Linked DNA regions of Homo sapiens: all the other regions are linked to region 1. A link is a loop called in an ENCODE intact Hi-C map of the cell type or tissue named here. Cell type or tissue: ascending aorta. All regions are shown on one strand. Links, peaks and the distances in the headings refer to the core of each region. The heading gives the core; the rest is flanking DNA. Region 1 overlaps RGS17 (regulator of G protein signaling 17). Region 2 has its middle 91 kb from the start of OPRM1. Region 3 has its middle 250 kb from the start of OPRM1.

Region 1 (6,134 bases), core at 684-5,683:
AAACACATATTAAGGCACTATAACACAACTAGCAAAAGAGCTTTCATCCCCTGCTTAAATAATAAACTCCTTGAGTTTATTTTTATTACATTTCCACACAGTGTTCTACAGAAGGCAGTACACATGACGCAGGTATACTTCATTTCATTAAACATCTTTGAGAAATTTTTTTCTCCGTTGTGCCTTTGCCGTAGAGTGACAAATCTGGAGTCTACAGGCATGAATCACGAGTTTCTGAACATGAATTCTGGCTCTTCTATCTGTTTCTGTGATATTTACAAACATCCCAAATGCTACCATATTAGAGCGATCATTACGAAATATTAGGTTGAGTTTACATCTTTCTTTTCTACAGGTGGTAAAATATGGACACACATTTGGACTAAAACTACTTACAACAGACATTCAGTAAATGTTTAACTATTCACTGTGCAGCTCTTGATCTACTATTGGCCACAGTCTTGCCCTGTAGAAATTGAACTTTGGCAACAGACAAATTGTCCTTTTTATTAACTGTCCTTTACTACCGGTCTTAAAAAATGGGTTTCAAGGTTTCAGTTATCAAGAACTGCTGAAAATACCATTTTAAGTTAAAGAGAAATGGAGAAAATAGACAAGGGATTAATACTTAACAGTTTGTCTGTCTTGATATTGACTAATGTCTGTCCTACCTGGTCCTGCTCCAAGTAGTGCATTGTTGTTGTTGTTTTTATTAATTCACTGGAAATATTTGCTCTAGACCAACTTATATATGTTATATGTGTTTGAGGAAAGCCCTAAAAGGAAAATACCAGATCAACAGTTTTGAGGGTCCCATAGAGACACTTTTTTTTTTCTTTTTCTTTTTCTTTTTTTTTTTAAGACGGAGTGTTGCTCTGTTGCCCAGGCTGGAGTGCAATGGCATGATCTCAGCTCACTGCAAGCTCCGCCTCCCGGGTTCAAGTGATTCTCCTGCCTCAGCTTCCTGAGTAGCTGGGATTACAGGCACCCGCCACCATGCCCAGCTAATTTTTGTATTTTTAGTAGAGACAGGGTTTCACCATGTTGGTCAGGCTGGTCTTGAACTCCTGACCTTGTGATCCACCCACTTTGGCCTCCCAAAATGCTGGGATTACATGTCTTGTTTTTTCTTTTTAGCCCATATCTCTCCAAGAAGAGACACTCCCCCACTGACTTTTATGTATGTAACATTTAAAACTAACATTTCTACTTTTTAAGCAATAAAAGCCACAAAGAGAACTAAACACATACACAGTGCTCACTGTGAGGGTCTTGATCAAACCTTAAATACTTTATGGAAGAAAAGTGCCAATATCCTTGGCCAAATATACTAAAATAAGCATTTAAAATCCCATTAGAGATTTTCTAAATAGTGACTTTGAAAAGGGAGGAAAAATACTTGTGACATTTGAGAACTTAAGAAAATGTGCCCCCTCTCTATGGGGGTGGATTGTTTGTTTACAGGGGAGTGTGGACAGTGGAGTGAGAAAAAACATTACCTGCTGCCAATTATACAGTTTATCTACTGATCTGTCATCATGGATATGCGCAGGGTCTATTTTGGAAGACACTCTTCTATTGTAAGGAAAACAATTGGTTCTTAAGAAAAACTGTTAAAATGGTTGCAAAGAAGATAAAACTTACCAGTAGCCATGGTAACTCTGGGATAGAGGCTGGTCAGGAAAGCACATATATTTACAGAAAAATTAAACTGAAGAATCAATAAGATGCCTAAATTTAATACAGTGTGACATCAAGGCTCCAAGAGAGAACTACTGTCACTGGTAAAAGCAGTCTATTCAATATTGAAATAGTCTCACATTGTGATATCAATCTTTTCTTTTTATTTAACAGCTTCTACCTCAAAGTTCCTGGTGCAAAAATGAAATCAACATCCTTCAGGCTCTGAAAATGAATTGGTAGATTATTCTTTAAATACTTCATTTTCAGCATTCAAGATATCACAGTAAATACTAGAGGAGTTAGCAATACTTTAGTAATGTGTATGAAACACTGGTTCATGCAACATTCCCTGGTTGGACATAAAAGGTGAATAAGACAAAGGCTCTGCTACTGAGGAGCTCAGACGGGTAAATAAACATCACATGGCATTGTGATAAGAACTCGGACAGAACTGTGCATATGGGGTTTCTTAGACACCCTTGATGGTACCTGTGCTTTTGCATAAGAGAATTGAGAAAGGCTTCACAGAAGACGTAAAGATTAAATTGGGTTGAAAATGGGCAGTTGTTTGCCAGATGGAGACCTGGAAAAAGGGGATCTCATTCAGAGTGGGGATAAAATCATGCAGGGGCACAATACAAATGTAGAACAGAATGGACATATCAGATGTTGCAGGGCTGGAGCAGGAGAATAAAACAGGCAGCAAAGTATGTGTTATCCAAGAAAATGATGAGGTGGACTCCAAATGTAGAATATACCTCCTTTAGGATGGTTTAAGCTTTCCATGCTTTGTTTTCACCATTCATAATGGGGATAATGGCAATGAACTACTTCACAAGGATGTAAAACAAAAAATAAAAGCTTGTGACAAAAAGGCCCATTATTACAGATGCTTAGTTGAATGGAAGGGCAAGTTGGTTGCATATTAAAATTCCAATTCCAAGTTTACCAAAGAGCTTTTTATTTCCACCTGAGTAAATAGAGACTTCTCCTTTGTCATTATTACACAACACTTCCTCATCCATTACCTTGTCACTTCCTCCTCACAATAGTCCTTGAAGGTAAGCAGCAGAGTTGTTATTAGTCATTCTTGTTTTATTTACAAGGAAACAGTTATTGGGGTTGACTTACACAATACCCACAACTCAAAATTATTAGAACTAGGATTGGAATTCCCATCTTCTGACTTCCTGTCTCAGGCTCATTTTCACTCTGCAATGCCATTTCTCTTTACATAGAAGAGTTAATTGTGGTATTGCAAGTGTTTACACAAGTGATTTTTCTTAAGGTTTGGAAAAATAAACCTCCTAGTACAATCCAGTACATTGAGTATAAATGCCCTCTCTAAGTATCATCCCACAGCTATCACTCCATAGGAGCTGTTGCCCAGAGGTCTGAGTTTGCAGTAGAATTTGATGAAGAGTAACTTCTCAATTCCCTGGAATTTGAGATGAACAAAAAGGAGTTGTTATAGAAGGTTTTGACAGCAAAGTGTGAAAGAGGAAGGACAAAAGTAACACCGTTAATGACTGCAGACGGTGTTGCTATGGCTGAGGAGGGCCATCCTGGGAAGTATGACTTTCTTCCATTAGCAAAGATAACTTCAGGACAGGGCAACAAGGAAAGGAGAATAGAACTGATGTTTCACTTACAAAAGACTACCCACCCCCCAAAAAAACTAAAACCCCAAACCAAAAAGACACCAGAAGATGGGCTGGTAACCACATAATATACAACATTTCAGACACATAGAAACTCAATGTTAAACCTATGATTTGAACTTCACCTCTTTCATTTCTACATTTTTATAATAGAGTATGGTTTTGAGTGGGGTGTGTGGGGATGGGAACAGTGGTTAGAAATTTGTGTCTGGAAATGTTATAAAACACCTGCCTAAAAATACCCCATGTTGCCCCTCTAAAGGCTCACTCCACATTTTGTAATCATGTGCCGTGTGTCATGAAACAAGTATTTCATTTGGCTTAAGCTTTTGTTTCATGAACTTAAACTCAAGTAAAATAATCAGCTATCAAATATCTGTCCACTAGATGGCTGTGTTACCTTTATAAATACAATATTTTAACCAAGTCAGAATAAAGGAAAAACTGAAAAAAAGTTTCTGCGGGTAAATACCCTTATTTGAAAAAAAAAAAAAAAGTCTATTCATTCTCTTAAGGAGTTTTGATAATTATATCTTTCTAAGGAATCTAAAAGGAGTCATTCAGTTTTTCGGTGAGTGTAATAATCAAACTCGAAGAGGATAAACTTAATCTTGGGAGGTTTGCATAACTGCAACCATTTTTCCTTTTTGGTATTTACAAAATATTCTGAATAGATCCCGGCCCAAAGTCATTTGATTTGGGAATACTTTAGTCTTAAAAACAGGCAGGCATACTGTTATTAACATTGTCATTATCGTTTCCGATAAGAAGTCGTTTTGCATTCCACCGTCTCATGCTGGGATAATACAGAACTTAGGTCATACATTCTTAGAACAAATAAATTAGAAAAGGGTTTTAACTACCAATAGGTAGGAAATATTTTTAATTTACAATATTTTAAAAGAGCCATCCTGAGAATGGATTCTCCACACTATTTCAATTTCTGTTTGGGTGGTACGTGAACATTCATTTCTTCTTTTGACCCATGGAAACTGAAGACAAATTTCTTCATTCTCTGATTCTCTCTCTCAGTTGCCAATTTCTTTCTATATACGCATCTGTTTGAAAAGATGGGTATCAAAAATTCCATCTTTTTATCTATATTCAATTTTCATTTGAAACCCCAAGGCCTGGATTTCCTTCATGGACATATTGATTTGATTTGGAATGCCAACTTCATTTACCAAGTAATTACATGGTGAAAATAGAAATCTACACGGTACGTTTATGTTCAGTTAGATGACCAAAGCTTCTTATTTAGCATAAACAGAGTTTATTTTTCCTTAAAATTAAGAGAATTACAGGTCTGAATACAAAGATATACTTTACATAATACACGCCAGGCCAAGCATGGTGGCTCATGCTTGTAATCCCAGCACTTTGGGAGGCCAAGGTGGGCAGATCGCCTGAGCTCAGGAGTTCGAGACCACCCTGGGTAACATGGTGAAACCCTGTCTCTACTAAAATACAAAAAATTAGTCAGGCATAGTGGCGTGCGCCTGTAGCCCCAGCTACTCAGGAGGCTGAGGCACAGAAATCGCTTGAGCCCCAGAGGTGGAGGTTGCAGTGAGCTGAGATGGCACCACTGCACTCCAGCTTGGGCTACAGAGTGAGACTTCATCTCAAAATAAATAAATAAATAAATAAAAATAAAATAAAAATAAAAAATACATGCCAATCATCAGAATCTTCTATACCTCAGTTCTCACGTTGATTAAAATCCTATTTTAAGCTATTCCTTCAACCCACTGTAATTTTACCTATAATTTATAACTAAGTGAATGCCTTAATGGGAAAGCAAATATCTTAGATGTGAAAAGGCCAAATGGACTTCTATTTAGTTAGGAGCAATAATAGTGTGACTGTTATTAAAATGGCATGCGATCATTTGTGTCAAGTGCATTAATTCAATTGGAGCTCCAGTTTCTGACTTTAGAAGGCTGGGTCCCTATCATAAAAAGGAGAGTGAAAAAGTTAAAACCCTGTTAGTGAATATTCAGAAATATATCTGATAGCTGGCAGGACTGCTCATTCATCTACCCATTCATCCTTTCCCTCGCATTTTCCAGTTAGTGTGTGTGTGTGAATACGTATGGGATGAATGTGCGGGGCTTCCTTGAGAACAGACACCATGGAAGACAACAATCTTGATCTGTAGAGAAACAAAACCCTGCTATATAAAAGTTACAACACTCTGGGAATCCTGCAGCTGTGCAGTGCATGCTCCAGGGCTGCTCTGACGTATACCTGTGCCGATTAATGTGAGGGCTGGGAAGCGCGAAGTGATACAGACTGAAGAAACAGCATCCGCTACCTTAACTGACAACATGCAAACAGAACCTTGCCAAGCCTGCAATAGCCAGATCCTACACAGTCTGGTAAATTCCTCTGGGCCTGAGACTTGTAAAGGGACAGAAATAATACCTATCAATAAAGGATTACGCAGGGATTTGTGTACATGACTAATCGCATTTTACTGAGGAAGAAACCGAGGCTCAGAGGTAGTAAGTAACTTGCCAAAGGTTTCATAGTTACATGTGATAAAACTGGAATGTACTCAGGTCTGTAAAATTCCAGTGCCATGGGTCTTTCCTTATCCCATACAGCCTCTTGAAAGTCAGCTTTCCGAGGAAGACATGCCATTAGAATTTGCGTGTAATTGTCAAATATGGCAAGACTACCTCTAGAACGAAACACATGAAGTTACTGTTCCACTATTACGATGGAATTGGCAGTTAAATGGCTCTGTACTTTTAAATAATCTATATTGCTTTGGCTGCGAGCGGCGGC
Region 2 (6,134 bases), core at 414-5,413, 920 kb after region 1:
CCAGTCATTGTGGATTTCCCCCAGATTATTTTATATTTTTTGCTTATCTCATTTTGCAAATCAGAGAAAAGACCCTCTTTCTATCATGCAAATTTATTCTTCCTATTTCTAGTCCATCAATCTTCATGTGTGGTAATAAATGTGATAGATATATTCTGTCACGATAGCTTTATTTTTCAATAATTTTAGGTTTTCCCACTGGAAATTTTTGGGAAATGGTATAGCATACACCTCAGATTTGTCTCTTCCTCCTGATATAAGGAAAAAGAAGCTGGGGTAATTTATGCTCCAATTCTTGTCAACCAGTGGCTGAGGACTGTCCTGGGAGAATGTGTGGATGCTAAGAGAAAATGTGTAGAGAGCAAAAATGCATTAACAGCTTTTTCAATTCCTTTTCAGAGAGTCAGTGATGGCTTCCTTCCCTAAATGATGTCGATATTACATTACTTTTAGTAAAGTTGTACAGCTAAGCACAAAGTAAAACCAACAATAATGTAACTCCTCCAAATCAAGAGATATGAGTGTGGAAGGGTGGTAGGAGGTAATAAAATTGCACTTTCCTCATCTTGCTTACCAAGGAGTAAGGAGAAAAGGGTGATTTATAAAGAAACAGAAATATATGCTTATTGTTTACATTTGTAATTTTTAAAAATCAAGTGGATGGATGGCAGTCACTGGTTTGGTTTTTCTCTTATTGTTTCTTCTAACCCTGCTGTTTTGCATCTTTTTTTCTCATCCCTTAGCTACATCTTGGGCCAATTCTGTAACTTTCTGGTCACTTTCAGCTACTAAAGTTCAGACTAATTTAATGCATCAATCTGAAACTCGATTTTAATCATAGATCTTCCCTTTCTACCCCACGTCCATTTTCAATAATAGATTTGACTCGTAATCATGGCTGCTAGAGTGACGGGGAGATGGAGTCTACTCTGACCTCCTTCTCCCATTTCATTTTCTGCGTTTAGATCTCCTGGGGTTCTGGGGGAGAAATATTAGTGGCAAGGTGTATTTATACAACTACCTGAAGGCTGTTCATGGGCACTAGCCCCTGGTCTTGCTCTGATTTGAGTTCATTTTCCTTGCTGCTGGTGACACTCATGGTCATGAGAGTCCCCAAATGGCTGTATGAGTGTTTTTCTTAGTGCAGTGTTCCCCAGTATTCACCCAGGCCTCATCTGTTATTGTTGCCCCATTCAGAGATAGCAGCAGTGTCTCCTTAACCATGACAGTGGTTCATGCCCACAATTACTTTTCTGGAATGGACAAAACCCTGCTAGGGTTAGCAGCCTCCTGAACTCATACTTCCTCATTTAACTGCTATGCCCCATCTCAGGGAGACAAAGGAACTGCACACATCTTCTTTTGTACCCCTTCCAAGATCACAGAGAACTGAGATGATTTGAGAGGCTGGTTTCCACCATCTCCTTCTAATCATACACCACAACCCCTTCCTAAGAACATGTATGCTCCTTTATACTCCACGGGAAACACCAAGGTGGCTGTGCAGATCCTGCAAATCAACAAACATTCAGCCTTCCATTAAGAGGCAAGTGCACTCTCAGCACCACCTCTATCACTGATTCCCCTGGAGGGAATCCTCTCACTCACTTGCAAAGGAGAAAGTCTCTCACTGTGAACACTGTACTTCTCAATGTCTCTAGTTACAATCGATTTAGGCTCCCCTTCCCTAGTCCTCTCTGTGTAGACTAAGAATAGGGCCATTGATGAGAGTTAGACCATTCCTACAGCCTCTTGCTAAATTGGAAGAGAAGGCCATGATGTCAATTAAAGATTCCTTCTCTGGAATCAAGAGTAGAGTTTCTCAAACTTCAAGGTAATTTCCTCAATATAATTTCCTCAACGCAACATACAACTTGGAGATTCTTATTAAAATACAGATCCTGGTCCACTAATTCTGGGCTGGGACCTGAGATTCTGCACTTCTAACAAGCTCCTAGGTGATGCTCAACTTGCTGATTTACAGACCACAGCAAGTAGCTTTTAACCACAGCTTTGTGTGCCTTAGTTACAAATTCCAAGGAGAGATGGAGGAGGGAGCTATACAAGCAAGGCAAGGGAGGACATTTTTATTTTCTATTTTAAATTATCTTATATTATTTGGAATTTGTTTTGTCTCTACTTTTTTTTTAATTTTAAAATACAGAGGGTTAAGCAGCACAAAAATAATTTTTGAAAATTGTCATACTCATTGGAGGGACTTTGAATAATTTTTTCGTATTTATATGGAGTCTCTAATTTTGTTTTCTTTTTGATATAAGTGAAGGAAATACCAGCTGCTATCAGTTAAGCAGTTAATGTCTTTCTCACTTAAGATGGACCTCATGTTGGTTTAGAAAATATCTGCTAACCAAAAAGGAATTTTAAATGCATTAAATTAGACTTTGGGGATAGTACACTATGCCCGGACTAAATTACTTTTGAATTCCTGTTTGTTAAAGACAGAAAGAATATAAACAATCCATATGCATTTAGAATATATAACATGAAACCCTGAAAATTTCCAATATCATTCCGCCAAATAAAAACTTCCCTCAAGGGGATTTACCCAGAGAAAATACACGGATGCCTCAATGTTCAGAGTGTTTTCATCGGCATTCCTGATGCCTTACTTGGTTAGTGCTTCTACCCATATTAACTGTAGGGATTTTCACTGTTATCTCTTTTCTAATGTGAGGCTCCCCTAACGCAAGTCTTTTTGATTTATTCTTTGCTTTTCTTTCTTGCAAACTCTCTATCTTGATGTTGTGCTGCTGAGGTTAATTGAGGATTCACGCTCTCAGACTTCAGTCCTATTTCAGGTTAGCCGCAGGTTCCCTGTACACTTAGCGCCATCTCTGGTCATGAACTGGAACTGCAAGCCAGGAAAATTCCAGAGTCATTCTCAAATCTTTGGAGTTGGCCAGGCTCTCTAATGTGGCCTGGGCTGTATTTTTATCTCTGAATCTGCTAAAGAATCTGCCCATGGGCTTGCCTGCTGCCATACTTTCTAATCTTCAAGTAGCTAGTCTCAAACTAATGCTTTTATAACACCCCCAAAAGTAGTAAGTTTCAGCAGAGAACCAACTGATGTATTGGAGGCTAGCTCTGCATACAGTGCAAGGTGCAGACTTAAAACTTTTTTTAAAAATTCGATTGTTGAGATGTCTTAGGTGTTCTCATTTTGCAGGGGCTTCCATGGGTATTTAGATATGTAATTTCCTCAAAAAGCCTGCTAGGTAGGCTACTTTGATTTCCAAGCTAAAATGTTATTACTCAATATAAAAAATCTTTATATTGTGCTTTTTAAAAATGAATTTTAACCTAGTCCATTAGGGTTTCACCTAAAGAAGTATGTATTCTGGGACTAGGGGACATTGTAGAAGCCCTCAACCCACACTACAAAGCAGCTTATCCTTTTATATTATTATTTTTTGACTGCAAGAAGTCAATTGGCTATAGCTGTAGGATTTAATTTTTCTGTAACTACTCAGTCATAAAAAGGAACGAAATAATGTCTTTTGCAGCAACTTGGATGGAGCCGGAGGCCATTATTCTAATTGAAGTAACTCAGGAATGGAAAACCAATCATCATATGTTCTCACTTTGTAAGTGTGAGCTAAGCTATGAGGATGTAAAGGCGTAAGAATGATATAATAAACTTTGGGGACTGTGGAGGAAGGTTGGGAGGAAGGTGAAGGATAAAAGACTACATATTGGGTACAGTGTACACTGCTTGGGTGACAGGTGCACTAAAATCTCAGAAATCACCGCTAAAGAACTTATCCATGTAACCAAAAGCCACCTGCACCCCCAAAGCTATTGAAATAAATAAAAATTAAATAAATCAGGATATATCCAAGGCCTACCAAAAAAAATTTCCTGTAGCTGTAAGAAACAAAGATGCATCTATGCTAACATAAAATGAATTGATATATAGATATTCCAAGTAATTCAGAAATTAGGTAATTTTGAAATTAAAACAATTCACATTGTAGAGACAGAGATGATGCATACATCAACATTATTGAAAATTGTGGAAATTTAATTTTTAAACTTTCTGAATTTTTGATGATTTCCCAGAAAAAAATCATTTATCTAAAGAAAGACTGATTATCCAGATTATGTATCTGGAAGGTTGTCTGCCATTGTCTGCTAGAGGGTTTGGTTATTTCTCTGTGAAATAACTGTAGATTTGGCTTTAAGGTCAAGATACTGACACCTACAATTTGCAACTTCACCCATGAAAAAACTTACCCTTATATTAAGCAATGGCATAAATTCTAACTAATATATGCCAAATCATTATAAAAAAAAATATTAGGAAGAAAAAGAAATTGTTGCTATGTTTTCTTAGTATTAAAAGATAAAGTTAAAACGTATTTCTCTACATGAGGTTAAGTTCAGGAAATAAGGTACTTGCAAGAGTGTCCTCTACTTCAGTGGTGAATAGATTAAACCAAAAATTATCAGAAGTCTGATTTAAAAATGTATCTTTGGGCATTTTATTTGTTTAAAAAACACTCAGGACTTCATGACAGATTTGCACCTCCTTAGCTCCACTCTTAGGATTTGGCAAGAGGTAAATGACTGACTCTTTTCTAGTTAGTCAGGTTAAAGACATCCACCAGTGAGCATGAAAACCCAAGAGAATCCTGAAGACGATCCAAAAGGGCAAGAGGATGAGCTACCTCCCCCAAATATTAAAACAACTCAATCTATAAAGAATCTAAATTAAAACAATATGGGTTATGTGCACGGTTTAGACAAAATCATGAAAAAAGGAATATCCTGCAATTTATACACAAATAATATACGGTAAAAGGACGATTTCAATATCTCAATTTTGTGTGAATATTGTTTGGGTTTTTGTGGGTTTTCTTGGGGGGTGGTGGTGGTTAGTGATATTCAGAAAGAACTGTATAGCCCCGTGGATAAACAGAAAAATTGGATCCATTACTCACACTACACAGCAAGATAACCTTCAAATGGATCAGAGATTTAAACAAAAAAAAAGAAATGATACAAGTGATAGAAGAAATTTAGACCGGGCACAGTGGCTTATGCCTGAAATTCCAGCACTTTGAGAGGTCAAGGCTGATGGATCGCTTTGGCCCAGGAGTCCAAGGCTACAGTGAACCATGATTATGCCACTGCCTTCCAGCCTGGGTGACAGAGTGAGACCCAGACGCTACAAAAGAAAAGAGAAGAAAAGAAAAGAAATTTGGATGAATTCGTATTTAACCTTGAGTGGGTATAACTTTCCCATCTAAAGTCCGAAATCCAGAGGCAAGAAGAAAAAATAAAAGAAATTTAAAAATTGTATCACATTAAAAAGAAAACACATTTGAATGGTCAAAAACACTGTAAGCAAAGTAATAAAATACATCACTTATTTACAACTTAAATCATAGATAAATCATTAATATCTCTAATATATTGAATGTTTTTTAAAATAGTAAAGAGTCAATGTTTCTTTACAGATGACCTATGGAAATTCATGATCAATTCATAGAAATAAGAAATGCAAATGGTTTTTGAACATGTGAATAGATGTTCAATCTCTCTCATATTAAGAGAATATACTAATTAAACCTACACCTAGAGAGCATTTTTTACTTATTAGTTTGGCACTAAGTTAGAAAACATACTTTGGGAGGCTGAGGCAGGCAGATCCACTTGAAGTCAAGAGTTCAAGACCAGCCTGGCCAACATGGTGAAACCCTGTCTCTACTAAAAATACAAAAATTAGCTGGACATGATTGGAGATGCCTGTAATCCCAGCTATTCGGGAGGCTGAGGCAGGAGAATTACTTGAACCTGGGAGGGGAAGGTGGTAGTGAGCCGAGATCGCACCAGTGCACTCCAGCCTGGGTGACACAGTGAGACTCCATCTCAAAAAAAAAAAAAAGAAAAAAGAAAAGAAAACATACTCTGTTGGTAAGCCTGTGGAAAAAGAGGCACTCTCATATATGTCTAGAGAGACATCAACATACAGTAATTACTATGGAAAATAATTTGAAAATGTCTAGCAAAATTACATAGAATCTACATTTTAACCTAGCAATCTCACTTCTAAAAATCTATCCCACAGATAGATTGGCTTTTCATTGTGGGAATTATCTGATAGAGCAACT
Region 3 (6,134 bases), core at 644-5,643, 760 kb after region 1:
GTGAGACAGCGAGATGGGAGGGGCTCCCAGGCAAAACTGCAACCTGCCTGTGTACTGGAGTGGAGACACAGAAGATCATGCCCTTTGTACCAGGGGAGGAGCCTGACCCCTCCTCTTCTTGTGTGGAACCTGGGATTCAAACAGCAAGGCAAGAAGTGCACAAGCAGGGACTCTGGCCTTGAGGAGAGTCCTTTTCCCTGCCCTGCCTTTTTTTTTTTCCTTTCACCCAATAAAAACCCTGCTTTACTCACCCTTCAAACTGTCTGCGAGCCTAAACTTTCACGACCATGGGACAAGAACCCTGTCTTCAGCTGAACTAAGGAAAAGTCCTGCAACGCTTACTCTGTTCAGAATTTCCTCCCTGCATCCCCACTGGGAAAGTGCCTCCAAGTTCTCCGTGCTTCCCTGCTCTTAGGGATCACAGTCCTGACCTGCTGGTTGTCCGATGTCTAAAAATGGTTGCCACATATATTCTGTAGTTTTCTACTTGTTCATAGTGGAATAGTAAGTCTGGTTCCAGTTACTCCATTGTGGCAGGGAACAGTCTCTGTCTGCTGTTTCTACTTAGATGATATGTGTATTTTGGAGGTTTCAGGGGAGCCATACTCTCTCTCCCCAACTCACTCCTCTGAACCACCAATGGAAGCAACTAGCTCAAAACTGTCTAATAATTTTAGAGGTTTCACCAAAAAAAGCAAATTTATATTAATTGTATTCAGTTTACTGTTGCAGAGAAATGCATGCTATTTTAAACAATAAAAGCAACTACATTATGATCTATTATTATTTACTGCGTGCCAAGTTTTGTGACATTGCGCTTCATACTTTTTTAACTTAATTTCTTACAAAATCCTTATAAAAGAGGGCACGGCATACTTGATTTTACTCATGAGGAAATCCACACAGTGGTTCTCCCAAAGTCAAATGAGCAGTAAGTGATAACAAACTTTGAACTTGTCTGTCTACCTCTTTTCATTATCTTCTAATTTACTATAGGCATGTCTCCTAACAAAATTACCTTTCAGGAAAATTTAGTCCTCTGAAAAACATTTCTCTGGGTGACAGTATCTCACTATACTTTTTAAAATCAAGGCAGTCTTGTTCATATTTACGTATTTTCTTCTAATACATTCAGAATGTTTAAGAGGATCCTAAGAACAAAACTAAACTGAGAATCAATAATGTTTGACTTAAACTACATTCTCAGTTCCAACTAAAGGTTGGACCAATTGGAGCTGCTATTAAGGTTATGTCACATTCTAAATCTAAATTTACAACTGTTTCTAAGAACGGAGAAGAGTCTAGCATTTTATGTAGAAACATGCTGTGTTGAGAATGCTTACTGTTAAGACTATTTTTTAAACGGAAGAAATCTAATTTTCAGAAAGAGATGAGCTGACTGGAACAAAAAACGCTCAGTAGCAACATTTTTAAAAATAGTTGTTTCAGATTAGTTCCATAATTAATGAAACAGCAAATTGATATGGTATTGGAGAATATGCAATTGAAAATTATTCATTAGTCAGTATTACTGCTTACTTCTCAAAACCTCTGAAAAGTTTATAGCCAATAAAAGATTCATTGACTAAACTAGAAATAGAAAACTTCTACTGCAGATACTATGGTTTCTATGGGACCTACCAGACAATAGTGTTGTACTTCCCACAACTAATGTTGTGATTATTTTCGTTTTTTCTTTTTCTGGTTTTTAAGTCTCATTTCTCTTTTTGATATCTACCAGTCTATTTTTTCTTTTCCAATTTCCTTTTTTTTTTCTATTACTTGATTTTAGAGAGAGAGGAAAAAAATAGGGAACACAAAGGGAAGATTAAATTATAACCACTACCATTCTTGGCTTCATAAACAGTTCATTAGAGTGGATTTATGTGAAAACTCTTTTGTTCTCCTGGAGCTGAGGCTGGTTGATGTATAGGTAAGTGATATTAAAAATTTACATCAATATTTAAATTAATACCCAATTCAAACTGTAAATTATATTTTTAGTTCAACCATAGGAAAATATGAGTCACTCTAACATTACTCAGTTTGGGAAGGAGAAATCTTCCCTGAGTTTATCAGTAACAGAAAGAACCCAGGTAGAACGGCTAGCCATTTCTTTTTTTTTTTTTTTTTTTTTTTGAGACGGAGTCTCGCTCTGTCGCCCAGGCCGGACTGCGGACTGCAGTGGCGCGATCTCGGCTCACTGCAAGCTCCGCTTCCCGGGTTCACGCCATTCTCCTGCCTCAGCCTCCCGAGTAGCCGGGACTACAGGCGCCCGCCACCGCGCCCGGCTAATTTTTTGTATTTTTAGTAGAGACGGGGTTTCACCTTGTTAGCCAGGATGGTCTCGATCTCCTGACCTCATGATCCACCCGCCTCGGCCTCCCAAAGTGCTGGGATTACAGGCGTGAGCCACCGTGCCCGGCCTAGCCATTTCTAATGAGTGCCGCCTCCCATTCCCCTCATGAAGGCAAGCAGAGAGACAAACAAGTCACAATAGTTTCAGAGGTTACGGATAACATGCAACATTTGTTTTTTCCCCAAAAATCTGACAGGAAAAAAAAATCCATATTCTAGAGCAGATGAGGTTGGATTAAGAAAAATCAATGATGTATCAATGGATGCATGCTGCAACAGAACAGCAAATAAGACCGGGAGGAGGAAGGAAGGGGCTTGGACCAAGCAGCATAGAATGCTGGCAGAAACTGAAGAACCCTGCTTCGGGGTGCAGGTGACAAACAGTGCAAGGGTGGTCGGGAGAGGGTCAGCACCCCCCCTTGCTGGACCACTGCAGCCAGACTCCAGCAGGGTGCACACAGAAGACGGGCCTCCGAGAGTCTGCCTCCTTAGCAGTCCCCGGAGGCCTCAGGAGGAACAGCAGCCCTGTGATTCACAGCACAGAGGTTGTGACTGAGCTTCCTGTTCTGGAATTCATGGGTCTGGAATCTGAACTCTAGATTGGAAGAGAGCCAATCACGAGTCAACTCCCTCTGCAGCTGCATACACAAAAGAGAGAAGACAGAGAGGATGAGTCACATTCTCCTGACCCTTTCACACACAACATTAGTCTTCTGGAAAATATATTCTATTCAATGTACTCGAATTGGACGAATTTGATCAGCAATTTTTCTAGAATAAATTGGAGGTTCAGTTAAAGTTGAGGAGGCAGAAGAATAAGAGAAAAATTTTCTCCTCTGGAGGTCTACTCAATGCAGTACCCATTGAAATTTCCTCATTCAGAAGGAAAGTGACAGAGCGGTCTCCAGATGCCTCATATACACGCCACTAAAGGAACGTATTAGTCCGTTTTCATGCTGCTGATAAAGACATACCTGAGACTGGGTAATTTATACAGAAAAAGAGGTTTAATGGATTCACAGTTCCACATGGCTGGGGAGGCCTCATGATTATGGTGGAAGGTGAAGGAGGAGCAAAGGCATATCCTTACATGGTGTCAGGCAAGAGAACATGGGCAGAGGAAGTGCCCTCTGCAAAACCATCATGAGACTTATTCTCTATTATGAGAACAGCATGAGAAAGACCCACCCCCATGATTCAATTACCAAGGAGCAAAAGTTTATTTTTTCATTTGTCTCTCCACTGTCCTCCTCCCCAAGATCCAGCAGCAGAGCTATCAAACAAATAGAACAGGCAGCCAAAAAGAGAGCTTTTGGGGTGTGTCCAAGAAGTTTCTGGACAAGGCACTCAATCATGAGACGTGTTCCCTCCATTAGTGATTGTATGAGTCAGGGTTCTTCAAAGAAACAGAATTCATAGGACATGTGTTGTGTAGAGAAAGATTTATTACAAGGAACTGGTTTATGTAATTATGGAGACTGTCAGGTTCAAAATCTGCAGGGTGGGCTGGCAGGCTGGAGACCCATGTAAGAGTTGATGTAGCAGTTCAAGTCTAAAGTCTGCCATCTGCTGGCAGAATTCCCTTTTGTTTGAGGGAGGCCAGTCTTGTTCTTTTCAGCCCTTCAACTGACTGGATGAGGCCCACTCATATTGTGGGGGACAATCTACTTTGCTCCAAGTCCACCAATTTAAATGTTAATCTCATCCAAAAAATACCCTTGCAGAAACATTCAGAACATTTGACCATATATCTAGACACTGTGGCCCAGCCAAGTTGACACATAAAATTAACCATCAGACCAGGATTTCTCTGCCAGGAAGCTATCACAGATACCAAACACAAAGAAGAGGAAGCAGGGCAAAGCAGCGCTTTGTAAGAAAATGAGAGATGGTCATGAGCCCTAGGATTGAACCTCTGTATCTGAGGCTGGCCACAAAAAGGACATTTTTTTTCTTATTCTAAGTAGATCTTAAGTAGTCTCAAAAGGTGACTGTACAATTGCAGATGAGTTATCAAAGTGGAGAATATGAAATGCTTCCCTTATTAAAATGGTAGTATTAAATAGTTGAATAATAATAGTGTTACCATCAGTTTTGAAAGGCCAAACCAATCACTGAAAGAGCCATGGTCCATCAATGGAATTACTAAAACCAGAGACTAAGCCAATACATCCTAGGTAGGAAGACTTTTACTCAGGACACCCCAGGGACTGCATCTGATGCTGCTGCCTACTTCTAGCACTGTCACTTAGGCATGAGAAAATAGACTTGAATGTGCATAGGACAATAAAAAATCCAAATTACCTCCAAATGTTTCAGAAGAAATTTAGCATCACTCTTATTATTACAAAAAGCAAGCTGAAACAAATTAATGCTAACATCTATCAATTGAGTGCTCATTAAATAGGCAATGTTCTAGAAGATTTACTACACATACTATTTTTTATATCAGTACTTTTCTAGAAGGTAGTATTATTCTAAGTTTTCATGTGAGGAAACCGAGGTTTTCCAGGTTACATAACCTCCCAAATTCAGGAGCCAGAAAGTAAGTAATTTACCATACATAACTGACGAGCATTTTGCTGATCACTTAACAAGGAAACCAAGGATTATAACAGAAAAACTGAGAATGTCAAAATTTTTTGATGTTGCATCTGTGTAATCCAGAACTGTGGAATTGTCCATACCTTTTTACCCAAATATTTCATCAAAGTTCCATGTATAAATACTTTCATATAAGTATGCTTATGATTCAACAAAAAACTCTAGGATCAGCCTAAAAATCTAACAGTATGGCATTGCATTAACAATTATATAGTATATTCACTCTTTAAAAAGATATAGCTATAGCAACCCATAATTATTAAGACTTTATAAAAATCCAAGCTGGATACCTTGATAATTATATAAACAGAACAAAAGATATAACTGTGATGCCATTGATAGACTGTAAAGAATAGATACAGTGGCAGGCAGGCCAATATATAATCAGTCATATTGGAAAAAAGGGAAAAAGATGGACAACAAATACCAACAGTATTTGGAATGGGACTGGGATAATTTATTTTTGCCATTCCCAGATTTCCTGAAATGTATTCATACTAAATTTAACATTTAAAAATACATACTTCCCTAAAGGATTAAATTTGAGCCAATGTGGTTTGATATTGAAAGACATAATTCTCACTAATTTTGTTTATAATGGAAACATTGCTGCAAACACTACTAAAAGGGTGACTCAAGTGAGACAGCTATTCAAAGCCAATGTTTCCATTGGCTATGCTAAAGCAAAGATGGAAATAATGGACTCTGGGAACTCCAAAAGAGGGGAGGGAGAAAAGCAGATAAGGAGTGAAAAACTACCTATCAAATACTATCTTCACTATTTGAGTGATGGGTTCACTAGAAGTCCAAACCCCAGCACTATGCAACATACCCGTGTAACAAAGCTACACATGTTACCCCGAATTTGTAATAAATAAATAACCCCTAACATCAGTGTCAGAAAAACACCTCTTTCTCTTTGGGGGGAAAAACAGAGCCATTGATTGGAAACTTGCAACTACTCGTCACATAATTTTATTGAATTTCGCTGCTCTTGGACTTGTCTGCCTCTTTCAAGTGTAGAAGAAGCAGGAGTTCTAATTGCAGAAAGGTTGGAAATCTCACAAGCTAAGGTGGCTTGTCTTGCCAACATGTAGCAAAGACAGAGTCATCCCTTTTGGGACATTTTGACAATTATGAGTCCTGAGGAAGTGCTCAAGACAGAACTCCTG

The links. Hi-C counts contacts between places; a loop is a spot of excess contacts. Peaks named below come from ENCODE experiments on the same cell type or tissue, not always from the same donor. Only the 100,000 strongest peaks of a DNase experiment are listed, where the experiment ranks them.
Region 2: a loop joins it to region 1, with 6 times the contacts of the local background. A loop is called at or near these places in 17 of 110 quality-filtered maps.
Region 3: it touches region 1 in a loop (2.8-fold over the local background); 4 of 110 quality-filtered maps call a loop at or near these places.

The regions. Positions count from the first base shown.
Region 1 is chr6:153,028,750-153,034,883 of GRCh38, forward strand. The region is part of intron 2 of RGS17 (regulator of G protein signaling 17); the gene reads right to left. Among named protein-coding and RNA genes, the nearest start is that of MTRF1L, 29 kb to the left of the region's middle. In ascending aorta, for the core only: a CTCF peak has its summit at 3,735 (motif pointing right); no DNase peak of the experiment used is centred there; H3K4me3 peaks cover 657 bases; H3K27ac peaks cover 1,165 bases.
Region 2 is chr6:153,945,175-153,951,308 of GRCh38, forward strand. No RefSeq gene overlaps it. Among named protein-coding and RNA genes, the nearest start is that of OPRM1, 91 kb to the right of the region's middle. In ascending aorta, for the core only: a CTCF peak has its summit at 2,862; a DNase peak (open chromatin) is centred at 2,867; H3K4me3 peaks cover 489 bases.
Region 3 is chr6:153,787,345-153,793,478 of GRCh38, forward strand. No RefSeq gene overlaps it. Among named protein-coding and RNA genes, the nearest start is that of OPRM1, 250 kb to the right of the region's middle. In ascending aorta, for the core only: a CTCF peak has its summit at 2,858; a DNase peak (open chromatin) is centred at 2,867; H3K27ac peaks cover 2,117 bases.